Linked DNA regions of Homo sapiens: all the other regions are linked to region 1. A link is a loop called in an ENCODE intact Hi-C map of the cell type or tissue named here. Cell type or tissue: PC-3. All regions are shown on one strand. Links, peaks and the distances in the headings refer to the core of each region. The heading gives the core; the rest is flanking DNA. Region 1 has its middle 45 kb from the start of ZFR. Region 2 overlaps LOC124900955 (a long non-coding RNA gene). Region 3 has its middle 28 kb from the start of SUB1.

Evidence for each region. Hi-C counts contacts between places; a loop is a spot of excess contacts. Peaks named below come from ENCODE experiments on the same cell type or tissue, not always from the same donor. Only the 100,000 strongest peaks of a DNase experiment are listed, where the experiment ranks them.
Region 2: it touches region 1 in a loop (8-fold over the local background); 9 of 110 quality-filtered maps call a loop at or near these places.
Region 3: a loop joins it to region 1, with 12 times the contacts of the local background. A loop is called at or near these places in 78 of 110 quality-filtered maps.

Annotation. Positions count from the first base shown.
Region 1 is chr5:32,485,982-32,493,708 of GRCh38, forward strand. No RefSeq gene overlaps it. Among named protein-coding and RNA genes, the nearest start is that of ZFR, 45 kb to the left of the region's middle. In PC-3, for the core only: CTCF peaks have their summits at 3,912 (motif pointing right) and 4,114; DNase peaks (open chromatin) are centred at 3,920 and 4,210; H3K4me3 peaks cover 550 bases; H3K27ac peaks cover 1,441 bases.
Region 2 is chr5:32,913,361-32,921,087 of GRCh38, forward strand. All of the region lies in intron 1 of LOC124900955 (a long non-coding RNA gene), which reads right to left. Among named protein-coding and RNA genes, the nearest start is that of LINC02120, 30 kb to the right of the region's middle. In PC-3, for the core only: CTCF peaks have their summits at 3,477 (motif pointing left) and 3,678; a DNase peak (open chromatin) is centred at 3,471.
Region 3 is chr5:32,609,424-32,617,150 of GRCh38, forward strand. No RefSeq gene overlaps it. Among named protein-coding and RNA genes, the nearest start is that of SUB1, 28 kb to the left of the region's middle. In PC-3, for the core only: a CTCF peak has its summit at 3,848 (motif pointing left); a DNase peak (open chromatin) is centred at 3,818.

The sequences.
Region 1 (7,727 bases), core at 998-5,997:
ACGAGGTTTCATCATGTTGGCCAGGCTGGTCTTGAACTCCTGACCTCAAGTGATCCGGCCACCTTGGCCTCCCAAAGTGCTGGGATTACAGGTGTGAGCCACCGCACCCGGCCAGGGCTTACAGTTTATATCTGTGCTCTCTATTCTATTCTGTTGGTCTATATGTCTCTCTTTGTGCCAGTACCACACTGTCTTGATTACTGTAGCAGCGATTACTATCATTTAAAATCAGAAAGTTTGATACCTCCAACTTCATTCTTCTATTTTAAGGTTGTTTTGGCCATTCGGGGTTTTCTGAGAGTCCATAGGGATTTTAGGATGGATTTTTCTTTTCCTGAAAAATAAACAAACAAGGAAACAAACAGTATTGGGCTTTTGATAAGGATTGCATTGAGTCTGTAGATCATTTTGGGTATATTGACATTTTAACAATATTAAGTCTTCCAATCCATGAGATGTCTTCCTACTTATTTATGTCTAAATCTAAATCTTTCAGCAACATTTTGTAGGTTTTTTTTGTTTGTTTTTGTTTTTTTTTTTTTGGGACAGATTTTTGCTCTTATTGCCCAGGCTGGAGTGCAATGGCACGATCTCAGCTTACCGCAACCTCCTCCTCCCGTGTTCAAGCGATTCTCCTGCCTCAGCCTCCTGAGTAGCTGGGATTACAGGCATGTGCCACCATACCTGGCTAATTTTGTATTTTTTAGTAGAGATGGGGTTTCTCTATGTTGGTCAGGCTGGTCTGGAACTCCTGACCTTAGGTGATCCACCCGCCTCAGTCTCCCATAGTACTGGGATTACAGGAGTGAGCCACTGCACGGGCCTTGTTTCGTTTTTTTGAGACAAGGTCTGGCTGGAGTGCAGTGACACCATCTTTGCTCACTGGTGGCTTACAGGCATGAGCCACCATGCCCAGCTGTAGTTTTCAATATACAAGTGCTTCATCTCTTTGGTTAAGTTTTTTCCTAAGTATTTTATTCTTTGTGATGCTATTGTAAGTGAAATTATTTTAATTTTTTTTGGATTGTTTATTGTTAATGTACAGGAATGCAACTGATTTTTGTATGTCGATTTTGTATCCTGCAATGTTGCTGATTTTATTAGTTCTGTTTTTTTGTAGAGTGTTTATCATTTTCTAAGTGTAAGATTATATCATCTGTGAACAGATGCCTTCATCCTTTCCAATTTGGATGGCTTTTATTTCTTTTTCCTGCCTAATTGGTCCGGTAGAACTTCCAGTACTCTACTGAACAGAAGTGGTGAAAACATGCATCCTTGTCTTGTTCCTGATCTTAGAAGAAAAGTTTTCAGTCTTTCACTATTTAATATGATGCCAGGTGTGAGTTTTTCATATATGGGCTATATTGTGTTAGGTATTGCATTTTTGAAAGGAGTAGCTTTTTGCGGTCATTTTATTTAATTGTATAACCTTTAGTGAGTTACATTGGACAATATGACCGGGCATGTTTTTGATGGGAAACAGAATATGGAGCACATTTTTGGCTTAGGTAATATCATGGTCTGGAAGTTAATGGGCTGCTCTAACCCATATTAGAGTCTGCTGAGGCCAAAATATAAACTGTCCGCGAGACAGATCTACAAAAGAGCAGTGGCTGGTATTGAGGGAATAGATTCATGAATGTAGAAGCCAGGAACGTTCTGGTACATGCCTGATCTCTTCTCCCAGGAGGAAGGGGGAGTTAGCTGTGCTCTGGCAGATTTTTGAGCTGAAAGGGTTGCACGACTGAAAATCTGGAAAATGTTTAGGGGAATCTCCATTTCCCTGGCCTCAGTTATATTCTAGAGTAACACTCCTGTTCTCTCTCCCACTCCTTATCCACTCACTCATCTCTATGAGAAGAGGACTAATTTGCTTGATTGGTGACTTAAGTACAAGGGCCTGGGCACCTTTGCTCAGTTCTTTCCCTGCCGTCTTCCACGATGTTTGCTTGGAGATCATTCTGGCCTTTGCCCTGCTCTGTGGCAAGCTCTGAAGCCTGTTTCACACACATGTTGGATGTCCAGGGATGCCTGTGGCCCAACAGGTAAGTCTGTATTTGTTCAGGGGTAAAATATTGGCAAGTCCTTCTAGATGCACCCTTAAACTATGTTTTCCCATCAGCTTGTTAACAACACTGTCAGCTTTTGATTTATATCTGTCTGCCTCCATTTTCTTATTCCTCCATTGATTCCAGACTTAGGAAAGGCAGAAAAAAGTATTATTTTGGCTTTCTAAGCACTATGGAGTAGTATGCAGCAGTTAAAGAGAAATAAGTAGGCCAGGCGCTGTGGCTCATTCCTATAATCCCAGCATTTTGGTAGGCCGAGGTGGGTGGATCACTTGAGGTTAGGAGTTCAAGACCAGCCTGGCCAACATGGTGAAACCTCATCTCTACTAAAAACACAAAAAATTTAGCAGAGCATGGTGGCATGTGCCTGTGATCCCAGCTACTCGGGAGGCTAAGGCAGGAGAATTGCTTGAACCCGGGAGGCAGATGTTTCATTGAGCCAAGATCATGCCATTGCACTCCAGCCTTGGCAGCAGAGTGAGACTCCATCTGAAAAAGAAAAAAAAGAACTAAATGGCTTCAGAGAAATGTACATGGAAAGGTTTATTGATAAAACATATCTTATTGTTAATTTAAAAAGTCAAGCTGTAAGCTGGGCATGGTGACTCCTGCCTGTAATTGCAGCAGTTTAGGAGGCTGAGGCAGGAGGATTGCTTGAGCCCAGAAGGTCAAGGCTGCAGTGAGCCATGATCATGCCTCAGCACTTTAGCCTGAATGACAGAGCATGATCCTGTTTAAAATATATATATATATTTATATATATTTATATATAAAGAAAAAAATCAAGCTGTAAAAGAAAAAGAAGACAGATATAATATCATCCTATTTATGCTAATAAAAAGCTCCACAAACAATAAAACTCAATATTTCTCTAGTACATTTATGTATGTGAAAACATATAGAAAGTTCAGGAATAACAATGGCTTCTGTATGTTGGATTTGAATTTTTAAAACAGTAGAATATGTCTCTGTAATTTACAGTTAAAAATGAAAAAATCATGTGTGTGAGTAGAGTGTCTGACTAATGGATAGCCCCTTTTGAAGGTTCTGAGGTCTTTTTCTATTATTTTCAGGTTATGAGTTGTGAGATTTTCCCTGATTGGGATTGTAGGAGAGGAGGGATGGATATGCCAGCCACGTGGAACCCAGGGCTGCAGGGTGAATGAAAGCTCCTGCCCTGGGAGCAGATTCTGGGATCCATAATGAGGGCTGAGTGTTGGGCTAGAAAAGCAGACCCCGCATAGGATTGGGGAAGCTGGGCAGGCAGGATTGGGATTGAAGTTTGGGTGCCAGGCTGAATTTGGGAGTTGATTTTTTTTTTTTTTTTTTTTTTTGTATTTTAGTAGAGACGGGGTTTCACCATTTTGCCGAGGCTGGTCCTGAACTCCTGAGCTCAGGCAATCCGCCTGCCTCGGCTTCCCAAAGTGCTATGATTACAGGCGTGAGCCACCGGGCCTGGCCGGGGCTTGATTTTTATTCACTGCTTTCTGTGACATGCACCGGTGGGTTGACTGGGTTTAATGTATAGAATTGGGCCAGAAAGAACTGTGCTTTTAAGCACAGCTGCTCAATGTCTGCATTTGTGAAGTATCAAAGTACCCAACTAATGTTTGACATGCATAGACTAAATCTGGGGATGCCACCAGAGCGAGGACACTATTACCTGTCACACAGTCCTGCTGCAGCTTCTTTACCTCACACGGTCCTGCTGCAGCTTCGAGGAGGACTCTGCACCTGCAGATCCTTAAAAAAGCTCTGTCTGGGTGTCCAATGGAAGAGCGGTGAAATGCAAGAATATAACAACTCTCAATTTTCTATCGTCCTTTACCTCCACCACGAGAGGGCGCATGGATTTCGGTCAGAGAAGTGACTTGGGCCTGGGCAGGAGGCCAGGCTGGGATAATTACTTCCAGGTGTGGGGGGCTCTGTGCCTCTTCCCAGAGGCCATAGAAATGAACCCTTCAATTGGCCAAATAGATTATGTCATTTTGACTATTGATTCTCCCCTACGGCTGCTGGTTCTAACCCAAGTTTATAACAGTCACTGCGTTAACAATTGCGTTTAACTCTTGATTGTCCTAGCTTTCATTTGATAATTCTTTGAGCTGGCTGCTGCTTCTTTCTTATGTGTTTACTTTCAGGCCACATCATCAGCCTTCTGCAAATATGGCAAAAACTGAGTGGGAGAGGAGGGTATCATTTGTCCTCAGTTTTGTCACTAAAGACTACATCACAAAAAAGGCCCATCCCTTTGTAAACAGAAAGAAAAGAGAAAAATGGCACAGAAATTCCTAGAAGCAGCATTCCATCTTTTGTTTGTTGGTTTCATTTGTTTCGTTTTGAGGTTGTGAGCAGATGGCCCAGCTGCATCAATAACAGAGTCAGAGCTTACTAGAAAAGAGCGGAGATTTAAGAGAGTGGGTGATGCTAATAGCTCACCCCATCTCCCTTTGCACTATTTCTCCAAGTAAAGACTGCCTCCTGCCTGCATCTGAGCTGCTTGTAAAAATGCAGCTTTCTGGCCTGCATCCCAACCTAAGGAATCAGAATCTGGAATCCTGAATCTGCATTTTTAATAAGTTCCCTAGTTGATTTCTTTATTCTTTTTTTTTTTCTTTTTTGAGGCAGGGTCTCACTCTGTTGCCCAGGCTGGAGTACAGTGGCATGATCCCAGCTCAGCTAAACTCTGCCTCCTGGGCTCAAGTGATCCTCCCACCTCAGCCTCCCAGTAGCTGGAATTACAGGTGTGCGCCACCATGCCCGGCTAATTTTTGTATTTTTAGTAGAGACGGGGTTTCACCTTGTTGCCCAGGCTGGTCTCAAACTCCTGGCCTCCAGTGAACCACCTGCCTTGGCCTCCCAAAGTGCTGGGATTACAGACATGAGCCACCACACGTGGTCCCCTAGTTGATTTCTTATGGCTATACATTACATTTGAGATTAGAGGTAAGCCTCCTGGGGCGAGGCAAGAGGGGAGATGTGACACCCAGGGATAATATTTCTGCACCAGGATTCAGGCAGGACCTTACCCCGAGACAAAGGTCACATAGCCCAGGAAGCTGCCCTGTGGAAAACAAAGCAGCCAGTAGCTGGGCCTGAGGATGGACAGGAGAGGCTGTGAAGCTACAGAAGCCGGATTCAGCCCCACTGGGAGCTACAGAAGCTGGACTCAGCCCCACTGGGAGCTACAGAAGCTGGACTCAGCCCCACTGGGAGCTACAGAAGCTGGACTCAGCCCCACTGGGAGCTACAGAAGCTGGACTCAGCACTGCTGGGAGCCATCTAGATGGAGAAATGGAAACTCTGGAAGAGAATCTGAGGATTCCCTGCTCTTTGCCACTTAGAAACACCCAGAAACCCCAAGTGCAATGCCCAACAGTGTTGATTCTATCTGCAGAGCACCTCTGAAAAATTACTTTCCATAGTGCGGGAAAACTCCTTAGTCGCACTTCCTAGAGTTTCACCAAATACAGCTTGATTCGTGTGGGATTTTTGTTTTGTTTTTAGATCTTCTTTTTAAGTGCAAATCCCCTTGGGAAAATGGAGCTCTTGTTCAGACCTTGGAGAAGATTTGCTTATTACCTCTCATTACATAGTTATGATCTTTTACCCTAAGAAGCAAATGAAACATTTTTGTTGAATTCAGAAAAAGAGGTAATTTTAGAGCCCAGGGAAGCTTAAGGGGTAGAAGAATGGGGATAGAATATTAATTCCACGCCAGATGTGGTGGCTCATGCCTGTAATCCCAGCACTTTGGGAGGCCGAGACAGGAGGAACACTTCAGCCTGTTAACAGTGGCGTAATGGTGGGGGTCTGCAGCAACCTCAATTCTTGCCTCCCCAGAAGACAAAATTTGACCAAGGGGCATAAGGCAGAAGGAGAGACTGAGGCAAGTGTTAGAGCAGGAGTGAAAGTTTATTAAAAAGCTTTAGAGCAGGAATGAAAGGAAGGAAAGTACACTTGGAAGAGGGTCAAGCAGGGGACTTCAGGGATCAAATACGTGGTTTGACCTTTTGACTTGGGGTTTTATATGTTGGCATACTTCTGGGGTCTTGCGTTACTTCTCCCCTGATTCTTCCTTTGGGGTGGGCTGTCCGCATGTGCAGCGGCCTGCCAGCACTTGGTAGGGGCTGCATGCACAGTGTGTTTACTGGAATTGTACACGTGCTCACTTTGTGTCTCTATCTGTATCTCTCTTCATGTCTCTCTCTGTCTCTGCATCCATCTATCTATCTATCTATCTATCTATCTATCTATCTATCTATCTATCTATCTATCTATCTATCTACACATATGTATCTCCAGCCTGGGGAATATAGTAAAATCCTATCTCAAAAAAAAACAATGAACATGATGAGAGAGAGACAGAGTTGCAGAGACAGAGAGAGACATGAAGAGAGATACAGAGAGAAACAGAGACGCAAAGGGAGAGGGACAGAGACAGAGGCAGAGACCTTATTGGCTCACGCCAATGTCAGGGCTGGCGAGTCTGAAATCTGCAGGGCAGGATGACAGGCTGGAAACCCAGGGAAGAGTTGATGTAGCCATAGTCCAAAGACAGTCTGGGGGCTGAATTTCTTCCGCAGGATACCTCAGTCTTTTTCTCTTAATGCTTTTAACTGACTGGATGAGGCTCACCCACATTATGGGGAGTAATCTGTTTTACTCAAAGTCTACAGATTTAAATGTTAAGGAAGGCATCCAAATGCCTTCACAACATTGATTTGGGGAGGCAAAGGTAATAAATATGAAATAAAGCAAAAGAAATTGAACAAGGACAAAATACCTTCACAGCAACATCTAGACTGATGTTTGACCAAAAACTAGGTACCATGGCCTTGCCAAGTTGACACATAAAATTAACTATCACAGGCTCTTAATCTTCAACCTGGACAGGACACATCTGACTTCTGCTCATGGGTCATTGACTAAAGTATATCACATGGCCACATCTAACTTCAAGGGGGCAGAGAAATGCAAATCCTACCATCTACCCAGAAGGAGAAGAGTCAGAACATTTGTGAACAGCCCTAATGTCCACCATAATCCTCATTTCACTAAGGCAGTGCAAGCACATTCTGAGTCAATTTGGCATCCCTTTCTTTCCCTGGGTTCCATCTATGGAGGTGGTAGGAGGACTCACATATGCCATGGCAGTAGATGATTCCTGGACCTGGTTCATTATCTATTCAGGTTGGCATGTCTTGAGACATCCATCTGTTTGCGGTTGTCTGCCTACCCCATTTCAGTTTACAGGGCTCCATGAGAGCCAGCCGCTGTTGTGGGTATATAAGCACCTTTCTGGAACAAGCAGGAATTATACTGTTCTTCCTGGGCCATCCTAGGACACAATAAATTATTTGAGGTTGGGGTGGTGGAGACTGCTAGTTGCCCCCAATGTCTGTTCTCTTCTTCTCTAGATATTATTATTACTTTTTTAGAGACAGGCTCTTGCTATGTTGCCCAGGCTGGACTCGAACTCCTGGGCTCAAGGGATCCTCCTGCCTCAGTCTTCCAAGTAGCTTGGATTACAGGTATACACCACTGTGCCTGGCTCAGAACACTCAATTTTTAGCTGGGCACACATCCAGAATAATGAATACAATTCCCAGACTTCTTTGCAGCTTGGTGGAGTCACGAGTCTAGAGTCTGGTCACT
Region 2 (7,727 bases), core at 981-5,980, 430 kb after region 1:
TTCCTTGGCATGAGCTGACGAACCTTGGGTATTACCCCAGAAGAATGATGCCACTTCAGTGGGAATGGAAAAGGGTTAAAGATTAGGGTAGGGTGGCCAGCTTCTTTGCATGCTATGCAAATGGCACACCTGGTCCGACCAATCTCTCGGGCCCTACGTAAATCAGACACTGCCTCCTCAAGCTCATCTATAAAACCCCATGCATTTCACCACAAAACCGGAAGACCCACTCAGGAGCCTCTCTCTCTGCATGGGAGAAAACTTTTCTGTTCTTTTTTCTCTCGCCTATTATTACACTTCTGCTCTTAAACTCACTTCTTGTGTGTCTGTGTCCTCGATTTCCTTGGCACGAGCTGATGAACTTGGGTATTACCCCAGAAGAATGATGCCACTTCAGTGGGAATGGAAAAGGGTTAAATGCACTTTGCTTACTTGTCTAAAACCACACCAAACCAACAGCTCTTGACCCCAGTTTAGGGTTAGAAAAGCCAAGTGAGCTTAAGGCACTTGCTTTGCTTCCCTGCCATTGCCATGAACACGTCTATGAGGGTTGCAGAGAATGACAATTATCAAAGGCCTGTAAACATTCCTTCCATAACTTTTTATCTTAAAGGAAAATGGCTTGTTTTGGGAAATAGTGAAAAGGGCCAAAAGGGAAGTTGAATGTGGACAGTGTAAGTTTATGCATTCCAAGAAACCTGAAATGAACCCACTATTCAAGCAACACAGCTCTCTGTATTCCTTCAGCTTTATCAGGGCATTTTTAAGATTCTGTCAAATGTCTTTTTACTACAATGTCTGTAAGGGAGAAGACACAATAAAGCCCTCAACAGAGACTGTTGAGGAATCTCCAGTCACTTGTGCTTTTGTGATTTGCCTGATATCCACATAATTATCTAATTATATTTGAATATCTTTTGGCTAAATGTGGACTTTCAGAAGTCACAGCAAAATATGTTTTATCTGCCTAATTTATCATTAAATCAGAAGAGTTAGGTAGGATGAACATTACCCAACACCAAAGAGTAAACTTGTGGTTCCAGAGATTACTAAGTCATACAGCAGGAGGAAATTCAATTGTTCAGGACAGAACTGCTCTTTGAACTCTGAAGCAGGTATGTTCCTATAGTCAGAATGAATACTGTTTGGTGATCAACCCAAATCCTTTACAGACACAAACATTTTCTCCTATAAAGAGAACACAACTACACAGTACAGCTTATGTTAACTTAGCCTGATATTATCCAAGACCAATAAACATCTGGCCAAAAAAGAAGTCACTTTTGCTACCAAATTTGTACCTTCACTTTCCATGTGAGTTCTGGTCATACTGTTACAGTAGGTAGCTAGGCAGAGATGAGCAGGGCAGGAGAGGGCTCCCCCAACCCCACCAGGATTGTTAGGCAACCATCAGGTGATGGTCAGGCCATTGTTAACTGTCTCTCTAAAATAACTGGTCACAGCCAGCACCAGGGAGGAAAGGCAGTCTCCTAATAGATAGAACAAATCTGAAACTGGTGATTAGCAGCTTCCTGATAAGATCTCAGGAGCTGGGCAGGTGGGCTTAAGCATGAACATTAAAAGGCAAAATGGCGGTGTTGAACTGGTAAATGGCCTTCTAGGGACATTCGACTGGTAAGGGAAGAATGTCTCAAGTGAGCATGCGTACAAGTCTAGTAAACACACTGCACATGCTCACCAGCTAAATGCAGCAGACCACTGTGCATGTGGACAGCCCACCCCAAGGGAAGAATCAGGGGAGAAGGGATGCAAGAACCCAGAAGTATGCCCACACATAAAACCCCAAGTCAAATGTCAAATGGTGCACTTGTCTTTCAAGTCGCCCACTTGGTCCTCTTCCAAGTGTACTTTTATTCCTTTCACTCCTGCTCTAAAGCTTTTTTAATAGACTTTCACTCCTGCTCTAAAACTTGCCTGTCTCTCCATCTACCTTCTGCCCCTCAGCTGAATTCTTTCTTCTGAGTAGGCGAGAACTGAGGTTGCTGCAGACCCATATGGATTTGCTGCCAGTGACAACACTTACCTCAGATTGGGTGGTATAATCTCATATGACAGTCAGTCCTGGAACTGACATTCATTCCTAGACTAGTCTAATTCTTGTTATCTCTTATCTGCAAAAATGGCGAGTTGACAATAGAGTTTGAGATAAACATGTAAATGTTTGTATTTAAACAAGATACACAGTTAAATATACCAGCCCCATGGACACTGCTGGTCAAATTTTAGGTTTAGTATACTGCAGCAATGAGTTTTGAGATATATACTGGCTTTGAGATACTGTGGGAAAAAAGCCACGTAGAAAGTCAAAGGCAGCAGGCACTTCCAACGCATCTGGATTTTTTTTTTTCATATAAACTTTAGTCTTAGAATGAATTTTCCTGGGGAAGCGACTAGCCAGAAGCAATTTCAGGTGGAAAAACATTTGCTTACAAGGAAAGTTTCAGCAGAATCATGCTGGTTGAATGGAGAAGGATGAGATTTAAAGATTAATCCAGTTGAGTTTATTTATTTTTTTTTTACAGACGAGGAAGTTAGAGATGCAGGACAATTAAGTGCCTTACTCCAGATCACATGATCTGATAGGGACTAGGAAAGAACTAGAAACCAATATATCCTCAATACCAATTATTTTTGTATATGTCACAAGTGTCCATTTGTAATCATTTCTCTGTAGCCTTATTGAGGAATCTAAAAACAGAAGGATTAAAAATGCTACTTATCTTATTTGCAGGTCATGATGCAGATACATTTGCTTGGTGGACAAGACTAGTGATCATTCTTTCAGGACCACTTGAAAGCCCGAGATGGTTTCTTTGCAACTTAGATCCATTTATGTGTTTGAGTCTTGAGTTTTAGATACATGTAGAAAAATGCTTATTTGCAAAGGATGTGTCCAAAAGCACCTGTACTATAGTTAGAGGATTCCTTAGCTTAACCAAAGGCTTCGGAGAACTTTATCACTAACATTCTAGGTGACCTTGCCTAAGTTAGCAGACCTCTCTATGCTTTCTTTCTACCTGTAAAATCAGGCACCATGTAGATTAACAGAATGAGGATGGTCATAAAGTTTCTGAGGCTATACAAGTTGTTGAGAATGATAGAAACTGACCTATGTGTTTGTGGCAACAATGTGCATAATTTAGGACATAAATTGTTTAATGCAACCATCTTTAAGATTGCCTTAAAAAACTGGAAAGGCTCTTCCTGCTCAATCCCTGAATGTTCCACCCATAGGCTACATTCCATTAGGGTCCCATTTCCTTTCCTTCCCTTGCTTATAGCTTACTACATCTTTGTTAGGGTAATTTGTTGAAAGGAGATGGTCCTTCAGGAGCTTTGCTTCAAGGGACCCAACACTGGGTAGCCAAGTGCCCTCATCTCCTTATCCCTTAGAGTTCCTCCTATTTTAGGGAGACTAAGTGAATGCCACCCACAGGGCAAGGCAGAAAGAGCACCAGTGCCACCACCTGGATGCAGGGAGAATGAGGCAACACATAAAAGAAAAGTCTACCTGTCCAAGGGGGAGCAAGCTATCTTGCTTGATTCTTTGCCCTTCTGTTTTCATTTTCTTATCGTAATTTTTTTTGTCTTTGTATTTGTAATCACTTCTTTTAACATTTCCTACACATATGTGCTAATGATTTCTCAGTATCATCTACAACTCCCCTGCTTATGAAAGGGTCCAGAGAATGGTGAAGCACCCCACCCTAAGCCGGGAGATGAAGGAAACTAGAATTAGGTCATCCTTTGGAGAATGCATCCAACAGGCTTGATGCCTAGATGCAGGTCTACGTGTCCTCCTGAATATACAGGAAAAGCCTCTTTGTGAAGGTCTTTTTCATGCTGCCTGAGGTTCTGTTAAGTTCTATCAAATCATTAGCTACGAAATCAAGAAGACAGGGTCAGCGATTTTCTTGTTCTATGAAGAAAGACAGACAATATGGAGCATAGTAGTTGCCTGCCTCGTGACATGTGAGCCATGTAATTAATGATCCATGATACAAGGTTCTATACCATGTGATATAATTCGTAGACTAATCAGGGATTTAGGGTAATTGACTACAAATGTTCCTTAGAGTAAGAAATAGTCAGAGAGACCAAAAAATCCTTCCCAAGTGGACTTTATTTCCTTAGAGACTTTCCCCTAGACGCTTACTTCTAAAGATCCCTAGGTTATACAGATAGTTATGCAAGTCATTATAGATTACCCACCAGGAGTCAGGCACTGCTCTTGGCACCAAAAATGAGAAAAGGAACCAACTAAGTTTTCTAAATTAAGGTTAGTTTTTGTTTTAGTGGTTTAGTTACCTATTTCTGATGCAAAGTACTCATTTTTAGTGAACCATTTCAGGTCTCCCTGGATCCCAAGGGTTCCCTGGAGATAACTCAAGGGCAATGGGTTGTGGTGGAGGGATGGTGGAACAGTTTTTTTTGAAGGCCCCATGTATCAATTAGAGGAGCTTTACTTCTTTTTTTTCTATTTAGCAATTTTCTTTTTTAACTTTTAAGTTCAGCGGTACAGTGCAGGATGTGCAGTTTTGTTACCGAGGTAAACGTGTGTCATGAGGGTTTGTTGTACAGATTATTTCATCACCCAGGTATTAAGCCTAGTAACCATTAGTTATTTTGCCCAACCGTCTCCCTCCTGCCACCCTCCACTCTCTAATACACCCCAGTATTTTGCTCCTCTCTATGTGTCCGTGTGTTGTCATCGTTTAGCTCCCACTTAGAAGTGAGAACATGCAGTATTTGGTTTCCTGTTCCTGCATTAGTTTGCTAAGTAAGGGTAATGGCCTCCAGCTCCATCCATGTCCCTGCAAAAGACATGATCTTGTTCTTTTTTATGGCTTTATACTATTCCATGGTGTATATGTACCACATTTTCTTTATCCAGTCTATCACTGATGGGCATTTATGTTGATTACATGTTTTTGATATTGTGAATAATGCTGCAACGAACATATGAGTGCATGTGTCTTTATAATAGAATGATTTACATTCCTTGGGGTATATACCCAGTAATAGGACTGCTGAGTCAAATGATATTTCTGTCTTTAGATCTTTGAGGAATCACCACGCTCTTGCACAATGGCTGAACTAATTTACACTCCCACCAACAGTGTAAAAGGGTTCCTTTTTCTCCACAACCACATCAGCATCTGTTTTTTTTATTGTTTACTAATAACCATTCTGACAAGTGTGAGATGGTATCTCATTGTGGTTTTGATTTGCATTTCTCTAATGATCAGTGATGTTGAGCTTTTTTTTCATATGATTGTTGGCTGCATGTATGTCTTCTTTTGAAAAGTGTCTGTTCATGTCCTTTGCCCACTTTTTAATGGTGTAGTTTTATATTTCTTGTAAATTTAAGTTCCTTCTAGACGCTGGATATTAGACCTTTGTTAGAGGCATAGTTTGCAAAATTTTTCTCCCATTCTGTAGGTTGTCTGTTTACTCTGTTGATAGTTTCTTTTGCTGTGAAGAGCTCTTTAGTTTAATTAGATCCCATTTGTTAATTTTTAGTTTTGTTGCAATTGCTTTTGGTGTCTTCATCGTCAAATCTTTGTCCATGTCTGTGTCCTAAATGGTATTGCCTAGGTTTTCTTCTAAGGTTTTTATAGTTTTGGGTTTTACATTTAAGTCTTTAATTCATCTTGAGTTGACTTTTGTATATGGTGTAAAGAAAGGGTCCAGTTTCGATTTTCTGCATATGGCTAGCCAGTTCTTCCAGCACCATTTGTTAAATAGGGAATCCTTTCCCCATTGTGTGTCTTTGTCAGGTTTGTCAAAGATTTAAAAATTCATATGGAACCAAAAAAGAGCCCAAATAGCCAAGGCAATCCTAGGCAAAAAGAACAAAGCTGGAGGCATCATGCTAACGTACTTCAAACTACACTACAGGGTCACAGTAACCAAAACAGCATGGTACTGGTACTGGTAGAAGGACAGACACATGGAACAGAATAGAGAACCCAGGAATAAGATTGCACACCTACAACGATCACAGCTTTACTTCTGTCTGTTTTTGCATTGATATTCTGAGATATACTTGAAGAAAAATTTCTGAGAATTTTATACAATTAGGTATAGATGATTATGCTGAGCAGACTCAATCCTAAGAATGATCAAGATACCCCCAAATTATTGTGAGATCAGTCTAACAATTCAGTCTTTGGCGAACCACAGTGACCCATTCTTAGTGTCAGTCAGTGAATGAGTCCTGGATGACCTAAATATTTAAAATGGCTTATTGAGTATGTTATGGCTCAGTTTTATTTTTAAAATTCTGGGTTGGATTAAGGATTAACTTCTGTTAGGCTAAATGTTTTCAGGAGAAATTTAGTTGTCTCTTTTCTGGAGGAATAATAATAAAATCTGAAATAGAGTAATTCTAATATATCTCAAAGCATAAATACAGAAATTTAACAAGTAAGTTCTAAATAGTTTTATTCTGACTTAGACCATCTCTTCTGCATCCATCATAACACCTACTACAAGGCTGGAAAAATAGTAGGTGTTTAACATATACTATTGAATTGAGCTGAATTTTTCAGATTCTAGCATTGAAGAGCTAGATTGAAGAGCACTGAATATTTCAGATATAGTAAATACTATGTAAGCAAATAATTCCCACCTTTGTAAATCTGTTTAGAGCACTCCTCATTAAGGGAAGGAGATGGCTGAGCTTGGGGTATCCCTCCCTTCTTCCCTTGTCCTCCTCCTTTTTTCTCTTTCTTTCATCACCAAAGAACAGATGTGGTCTTTTCTGAAATTTTTGCTGGGGAGCTAATAATTTAAAAATTTTATTCTTTGTATAACCATTGTATCAGTTTTTATAAAAATAATAGAAGTAACATGTTTGCTAAAATAAATATCAAACAATTTTGAAGTATTGGTAAAAGCCATCCTTTGTATTCTTTTGAGAAAGTATCTTTCTTTATTTCCCCCCATGTTTATTAAGGAATAACTTACAAATAACAAAGTTTACCCATTTTAGGTACAGAGTTGATGAATGTTGGCAATTACATACAATCATGTAAGCTACCACAATCAAAATATAGTTTTGTTTTTTTTTTTTTGAGACAGAGTCTCACTCTGTTGCCTAGACTGGAGTGCAGTAGTGCGGTCTTGGCTCGCTGCAACTTCTGCCTCCCTGGTTCAAGCAATTCTCCTGCCTTAGCCTCCAGAGTAGTTGAGATTACAGGTGTGTGCTACCATGCCTGGTTAATTATTTTGTATTTTTTGTAGAGATGGGATTTCACCATGTTGGCCAGGCTGGTCTCAAACTCCTGACCTCAGGTGATCCGCCTGCCTTCACCTCCCAAAGTGTTGAGATTACAGGCATGAGCCAACGTACCCTGCCAAAATACAGAATATTTCTATCACCACAAAAAGTTCCCTCTGTCCCTTGAAATCATTCCCCCCAAATACCTATCCCCAGACAATCAATGTTTTGTTTTATACCATTACAGTTTTGTCTATTCTAGAGTTTCACATACATGGAGTTATATAATCAGGAGTCTCTTATATTTGTCTTATTTCACATAGATAATGTTTTGAGATTCATCTGCACTGTTGCATATATTAATAAGTCATTTTAAAATTGCAGGGTAATAAACAAATATCCAACATTTATTTATTCATTCACTAGTTGATGGACAATTGAGTATTTTTCAGTTTTTCAGCTATTATGAATAATGCTTCTG
Region 3 (7,727 bases), core at 1,323-6,322, 120 kb after region 1:
CATTCTTCTACCTAGCCTCAATATTATCACAACTTAAAACATCAATAATTTTATCAACTATTCAGTCCGTAGTAAGTTTCCCCAGTTCCCAAAAATGTTCATTTCTTCTCCCAATGCAGTGTCTTGATGAAAATTCATGCTGTTCATTTGGTTATCAGTCTCTTTTAATCTAGAATTATTCCCTACTATTTTGTTTTCCACGACATTGACCTTTTGTAAGAGTCCAGGCCACTTGTAGTATGTCCCATATTCTAGATTTGTCTGTTTCCTCATGGCTCAGTTCAGGTTAAATGTCTTTTGCAAGAATGCTACATAGGAGATGCTGTACCTACCGCACCACACCAGAAGGTACATCAGGCCAGGTTGTTTCACAACTGGTCATGTGAATTTTGATCACTAAGTTATTTAAAATGGTGATTGCCCGTTCTTTTTTTTTTTTTTTTTTTTTTTTTTGAGACAGAGTCTTGCTCTGTCTCCCAGGCTGGAGTGCGGTGGTGCGATCTCGGCTCACTGCAAGCTCCGCCTCCTGGGTTCACGCCATTCTCCTGCCTCAGCCTCCTGAGTAGCTGGGACTACAGGCGCCCACCACCACACCCGGCTACTTTTTTTGTATTTTTAGTAGAGACGGGGTTTCACCATGTTAGCCAGGATGGTCTTGATCTCCTGACCTCGTGATCCGCCCACCTCGGCCTCCCAAAGTGCTGGGATTACAGGTGTGAGCCACCGTGCCCGGCCTTGCCCGTTCTATTTTATTTTATTTATTATCATTATTTTGTGAGACAGAGTTTCACTCTGTCACCCAGGCTGAAGTGCAGTATTGTGATCTCGGCTAACTGTACCGTCTGCCTCCTGGGTTCAAGTGATTCATGTGCCTCAGCCTCCCGAGTAGCTGGGATGACAGGCGTGCACTACCATGCTTGGCTAAATTTTGGCATTTTTAGTAGAGATGGGGTTTTGCCATGTTGACCAGGCTGGTCTTGAACTCCTGGCCTCAAGTGATCCACCTGCCTCGGCCTGCCGAAGTGCTGGGATTACAGGCGTGAGCTACTGTGCCCCCGGCCACAAATAAAAATTTTTTACTCTCAAGGAGCATTCAGTCTATTTCATTCTTTGAAAAGCATGTAAGTTTTGGGAGCCTAGCATGGAAGGGAGTGATGGTTCCAGTGCGTTGGTAGTGGAGACTGCCTTTTGGTCATCTTGGGCTTCTCATGCCATTGAATTAGTAGGGAAATAAGGAGGTGATTGTGGTGTTTGAGTTCATTGATCTTGATTGTCTGAGGGAAATTGGACTGTTTGTTCCTACACAGTGGTGGCAAGGAGAGTGATGTTTGGAAACCAGGGGGTTTACTGGTGACTGTGCTCCCTTAACCAGTTGTCTTGAAGGAAAAACTTCAACCCGTAAATAGAAGACCTCCAAAGACTCACTGTAAGAATGAAGGTTTTGTACTTTTCATCTGGTAAAGAACCCTGGCCCAGCAAAGGTGCTGGAGGAGGCTAACTGGAACTCGGAATGGGCAGAGGGCAAAGGCAGCTAAGATGACCAATACAGACCTCACAGAAGTCAGGATTGTCACAACAGTGTTTTATGTCATTTAAGTGTTTCTCCTCTCTTTTCTCTGAAATAAGTTAAATGAATAACACCAATGCTGGCTAAAGTTTTAGGCTGTGGAGTATGAGAACAACTTGTATTGAAGTAGTAGTTGGTGGAACATTGATCCTGCCCCGTATTGGGAACTCAATCTTTCCACCAGGTGAAGGACAAGAGATGATGCTGAAGGCAAAAGGCTCGGATGGTGCCATATATGTATATATTTTATCTGTTCCCCTAGATATTCCATCTATTCCCCTAGATCCAGTCTTACCCTGCGCTCTGTCCTGGGAGGCTGGGATGTTTGGTTGGGTTTGGTTCATGGTGAAAGGAGAGTTTGGTGGGGTAGGGTCACCTTAGGTTGGCTGTGTTTCTTAAAAACTCCTCTCAAGGTGACTTCCTCTATGTGAGTTTCTTATGGGTTCCAGCAGCTACTCGGTCCCTACAACTTTCAACTGTGGGATGTTTAGTTCCTCTGTTACTACTGGTTACCCTTTTGTTTTCCTAAGCCTTCACTCACACCTTTGTAAATAATATATTTTAATAAATTTTACTCCTTGAATTGGCATAATTCGAGTGTGTCTTTTCAGGTTGGGAGCTTGACTAATAATGGACAAATAAGATTAGCAGAGACAACTATTACGGATTAGGATTAAAAACCTCTGTTACCTAGTTCTGTAGATTAAAGTCAAAGATGAATGTCTTCAAACTTTGTGCAAAAGAACTTCACTTGGTTATTTTTAATGTGTTTGGTCTTTCTTGCCCTATGAGGCCTCTAAAAACAGTCATGGCAGTGACCAGAAACAACTGTTAAAATCATCAACTAGCAAAAAAATCCAAGAAAGAAGGGATCTTCACAGTTTGACCCCCCGATTTAATAGGCAAACTTGTATCTATTCCAAGGCTACATGATCTCTTTGTGTTGTCTCACTACCAAAGATGATCAAGATTATCAGTAGGAACATGAGGTTATTGGCAATAACTAGGGCTACTGCCTATCTCCACGCAGGGATGATTTCCAGTGGCTGCTGTTCCACTGCATTCTCCTTGACAGAGTGGGTATTCATTCCTAGCACGTTCAACCCCAAGCAAAACAAGGTCAGAGTTGGATGGGGAGATTTACAAGTTTTTGAGGACTTGGGCTGACAAACTTGAAGAATGGCCAGAGCAAACTCTCGAGGCAGGTACACAAGTTGGAAATCAGACTTCTAGTCACAAGTGGCAGGCCTGGAAACCTTGACAAGTCATCTCAAGGGATGATGTCGACCTTGGCCGTAGACAGGTCTGCATTCTTGATGTCAACCTTGGCCATAGGTCTGCATTCTTGTGGTCTGCCCTTGGCCATAGACGGGTCTGCATTCTTCTTGCTGTCTGCCCCAGTGGTGCAAAAGTCTTAGAGGGGGAAGAACGTATTGAAAGCTAAAGGCTTTGACAATTTATGTGTTGGTGATAAGCTGGTCTTTGTTAGCACTGTCCTAGTGAGGCTGAAGGAATAAGTTTCTCTGCTGAACTTTCACATAGGTTGTAGCTGTGGCAGGGCTCATCAGGGTTGGATTCTCAGATCTCTTAATGGAAAGCTTTGATATATTTCATGTGTGTTTTTAAATAGCATTCAATGTATGTTTAAATATAGGAGTGTCCTGTGAGTGGCTCCCGGGGAGCAGCCGGAAGTGTTGTACTCGGCTGTCTATTGTGTGTGGGAGAGTCTTTCTGTTGACTGTGGATCTCATATTTATGAGGACTGCATGCAAGGATTGCCTCTCGAGGTCTCGTTTATAGATTGATATCAGCCAGGTATTTTTCAGAATTCTGTTCTGCCATTCCACTGCCCTCCTGATTCTGGGAGATGTGGGCATTGAAAAGACTTTGTAGATTTCCTTTATAATTTGGCCCGGATGTGGTTGGCTCCTGTCACTATTATTGAACAAAGGCTCTCAAATAGTCTTCTTGATATAACAATAGTTGTAACAGCTTTGGTGTTTAGAGATTACTTCTATTCAGCTGGGAAGCCTCCCAACAATAGGCAAAACATGAAAATGTCTTCATTTGTGTAAGTCAACTTCAATTATTTATAGATGTCCCCTACAAAGGAGAGTGAGTTGCCTTCTCTGTGGACTTGATAGATAGGAAAGGTCTGACAATTCTGCCCGTCTACACTGGAAAAGCGCCTTATCACTTATACACTGCCAAGCGCCTTATGACCAGCGTGCCATTGCAAAGATCACGCAACCAGCCAGGAAGAAGATCCTTGGGCGCCACCTAGTGTCCATCTCGGGAATATCAAAGGCGACTGCATTGCTTCTCAAATTGTGGTTATTTCCAATGGGTTGTGGATCACTACTTTTGTTAAATACAAATAAATGATTAGAAAAGCGTATAAAAATACAAAATACAAGTCTGAATGTTTTATTATTAGATTTAGCAATAATATTTTAATAAATCAAAAAACGTGAAGAAAAAGTAAAAACTGCACAATGTTCATTATCAGTATAAACAAAACTAAACAAAGAGTGAAATGGTGGAAATAGCCATTGAAATACCCACATTAAATACCTAGACTAGTTTTGAACAACATGATATATATCAATATTTAGTTTTTAATGTGATAAATGAACTTGTTTCTTGTTAAAACTTAACTAGATTGAGTTGATGACAGTCACAGGGGATAGTGTCTATCTAAACTGTTTCTATGTTTTGTTTTAATAATATGTATAGTAAATAAACCAGCTCACAGGGAAATATTATCAAGGGTGGGGGAAGATACTTTATTTTATTTTTTGAAACAAGGTCTCACTCTGTCACCCAGGCTGGAGTACAGTGGCTTGGTCATAGCTCACTATAGTCTTGAACTCCTAGGCTCAAGTGATTCCCCCACCTCAGCCTCCCAAGTAGCTGGAACTACAGATGCATGCCATCATTGCTTTTTTTTTTTTTGACTTTTTGTAGAGATGGGGGTCTTGCTATGTTACCTGGACAGGTTTTGAGCTCCTGGGCTCAAGCAATTCCCCAGCCTTGGCCTCCCAAAGCGTTAGGATTACAGGTGTGAGCCACCATGCTCAACCAGGATATTAATTTTTAACTTTTATATAAAATAAAGTGAGGCTATATTTTCTAGTATTTTTCTTCAATCCTTCATAAATAGCCAACTCTAACAATTGGCTGAGCATGGCCAATTGGAATGCCATCAGTGAAGTATTTCCAAAAGCACTATTCTAAACACAATCCAAACTTGATTTCTTCAACAGTGGGATTGTGAGTTTACCAGGAACATGAAGAAAGGTTATCTGGCAGTGTTAGTGCACATTTGGTAGCGTTTGTTAGTGTTAGTGTTAGTGCAGGCTAATACTCACTATGTGCATGGAGGCTTCATAGGTCCAGTCGGCGGGCGTGGACTTCAAATAATCTCCACCTCCCGGGTTCAAGCGATTCTCCTGCCTCATCCTCCAGAGTAGCTGGGATTACAGGTGTGTGCCACCTTGCCTGGCTAATTTTTGTATTTTTAGTAGAGATGGGGTTTCGCCATGTCGGCCAGGCTGGTCTCAAACTCCTGGGCTCAAGGGATCCACCTGCCTCAGCCTCCCAAAGTGCTGGGATTACAGGCGTGAGTCACCGCGCCTGGCCAAGTTCTTTTTGTTTTGAAATAACTTCAGACTTTAAAGAAAAGTGTAGAAACAGTACAAAGGATTTCTGTAAGTACTTCACTCAAATTCCTACTTCACTCAAATTGTTAATATCTTATGTAACCACAGTACAATTATCAAATGCAGGAAACTAACATTGATACAATTATCTAATGGTACCAATTTTACAACTGTCCCACCAGTATCCTCATTTTTGGTCTCAGATCCAATCCAGAATCTCCCATTGTGTGTTTTTTTTTTTTTTTTTTTTTTTTTTTTTGAGATGGAGTCTCACTCTGTCGCCCAGGCTGGAGTGAAATGGCAGGATCTCGGCTCACTGCAACCTCCACCTCCAGTTTTCAAGAAATTCTCCTGCCTCAGCCTCCTGAGTAGCTGGGATTACAGGCACTCGCCAATGTGCTCAGCTAATTTTTTGTATTTTTAGTAGAGACGCGGTTTCACCATGTTGGCCAGGCTGGTCTTGAACTCCTGACCTTGTGATCTGCCTGCCTCAGCTTCCCAAAGTGCTGGGATTACAGGCGTGAGCCACTGCGCCCAGCCCTCCATTGTGTGTGTGTGTGTGTGTGTGTGTGTTTTGTCATGTCTCTGTTTCCTCTAAATTGAAGTACTTACTCTTTCTCGACCTTGATATTTTGGAATCATACATGTCATTTATTTTGTAGGATGTCTCTGAGTTTAGGTTGTCTGATGTATGCTGATTAAATTCAGGTTATGCATTTTTGATAGAGATACCATAGAAACGATGTAGGCTTCTCAGTACATCTTATCAGGAGGTACATGATGTTTATTTGTCCTATTACTGGTGACAACTTTGATAGTTTTGCCAAGGTGGTGTCTGCAAGATTTCTCTGGTGTAGTTTTTCAAGGGGAAAGGAGGAACACTGCGATGAGGAACAAACTTTGGTAGAAGGAGAATTTCTGCCCTGCCTCTGGTATTCAAGGTACATGCAAGTGAAGAAAAAACACCAGCCTCAATGAAGGCTGCAGGATCCACGTCCTCAGGGGAGTAAGTTTCAGTTAAAGCAGGAAAGTAAAGGGAACATTCAGAGAAGAAGTTGAGAATACTAGATAATTTGCCTGTGCAGAATCTGATGAAAGAGGGTACGGTGGAAAAAGTGGGAGATTGGGTTAGTTAGCAGGGATCCAGGGTAGTGTGAGGGGTGAGAGACCAAATGACAGATGCCCCAGGAGCTTGGAACACTGGTGGGATTGAGGTGAAAGGGATTATAGGGCTTGATTTCATTAGGCTGATGTCTCTTAATGTTGTTCCTTAAAGAGTGAGAGCAGCGGCATCTATCTTACCTGGAAGCTCATTAGAAATGTAGAATTCAGGCCCTACCTCAGATTTCCTGAAGCAGAATCTATGATTTTAACAAGAACCCCAGGTAATTTGTGGGCATCTTAAAGTTTGAAAAGCACTGTCTTCAGAAAACTGTGAGCAAACAGTTTAAGAAGCAACTGTGCAGCTGGCAGGTTGCTGATGTCAATAGCCTATGCGCCGGTGCTGGGGGTATAGCACCAGTGAGTCAAGCAGTCTGTGGCGCTTGCTTGCTTTCTTTTTTTCTGTTCTTGAGACAGGGTCTCACTCTGGTGCCCAGGTTGGAGTGCAGTGACGCGTTCTTGGCTCACTGCAACCTCTGCTTCCTGGGTTCAAACGATTCTCCTGCGTCAGTCTCCCTAGTAGCTGGGACTATAGGCATGCGCCACCATGCCTGGCTAATTTTGGCATTTTTAGTAGAGATGGGGTTTCACCATGTTGACCAGGCTAGTCTCAAACTCCTGACCTCGGGTGATCTGCCCACCTCGGCCTCCCAAAGCGCTGGGATTACAGGCATGAGCCACCGCGCCCAGCCTGCGACAGCTTTCTGATTCTGTGTTCTTGGCTACAGGAGCAGTAGCTTTCTGATTCTGCATTGCCTGTTGATGAGAGGTAGCAGCCTCCTTGGTGGTTCAGTTGAACAGTGTGGTTTGGCAGTCATTCTTGGAAGCTCAGTCTTTCTTTTAGCCCTTGTAATGATTCTGTGAACTCTATGTACCCACTAACAAATCTCTTTCTATTTTAACCAACTGGATTGGATTCTCTTGTCTGTAACTAAGAACTTGGACAAGAGCGGGTAAGTCACAGCAATATCTCATGGTCAGATGAAGGTGGAAGCAACCTTGGTGTGTGCCCTGGTTCACTGTGGGGTCACTAACGGGACCTCAGACAAAGGAATTTTGAGAGATAGGATGTAGCAAATTCATGGGTGGAGACCACTGGACTCCACTGAGGAACTGCTGTCACTACCCCCAAAAATGTCTTTCTGAGGAATGATCGCTGCACAATGAGGCCTTTTTTACAGTGAGTGACTTGTAGATAGCATGATACCATATTGTATGATTTTCAACATGTAAAGAGTTTGTTACAGAATGCACCAAGAATTAAAAAAAATATGGAATGTCAATAAGAAGGCAATTGAAAACTTGGGTAAAATTATCAGGAGTTGGGAGAGATGTAA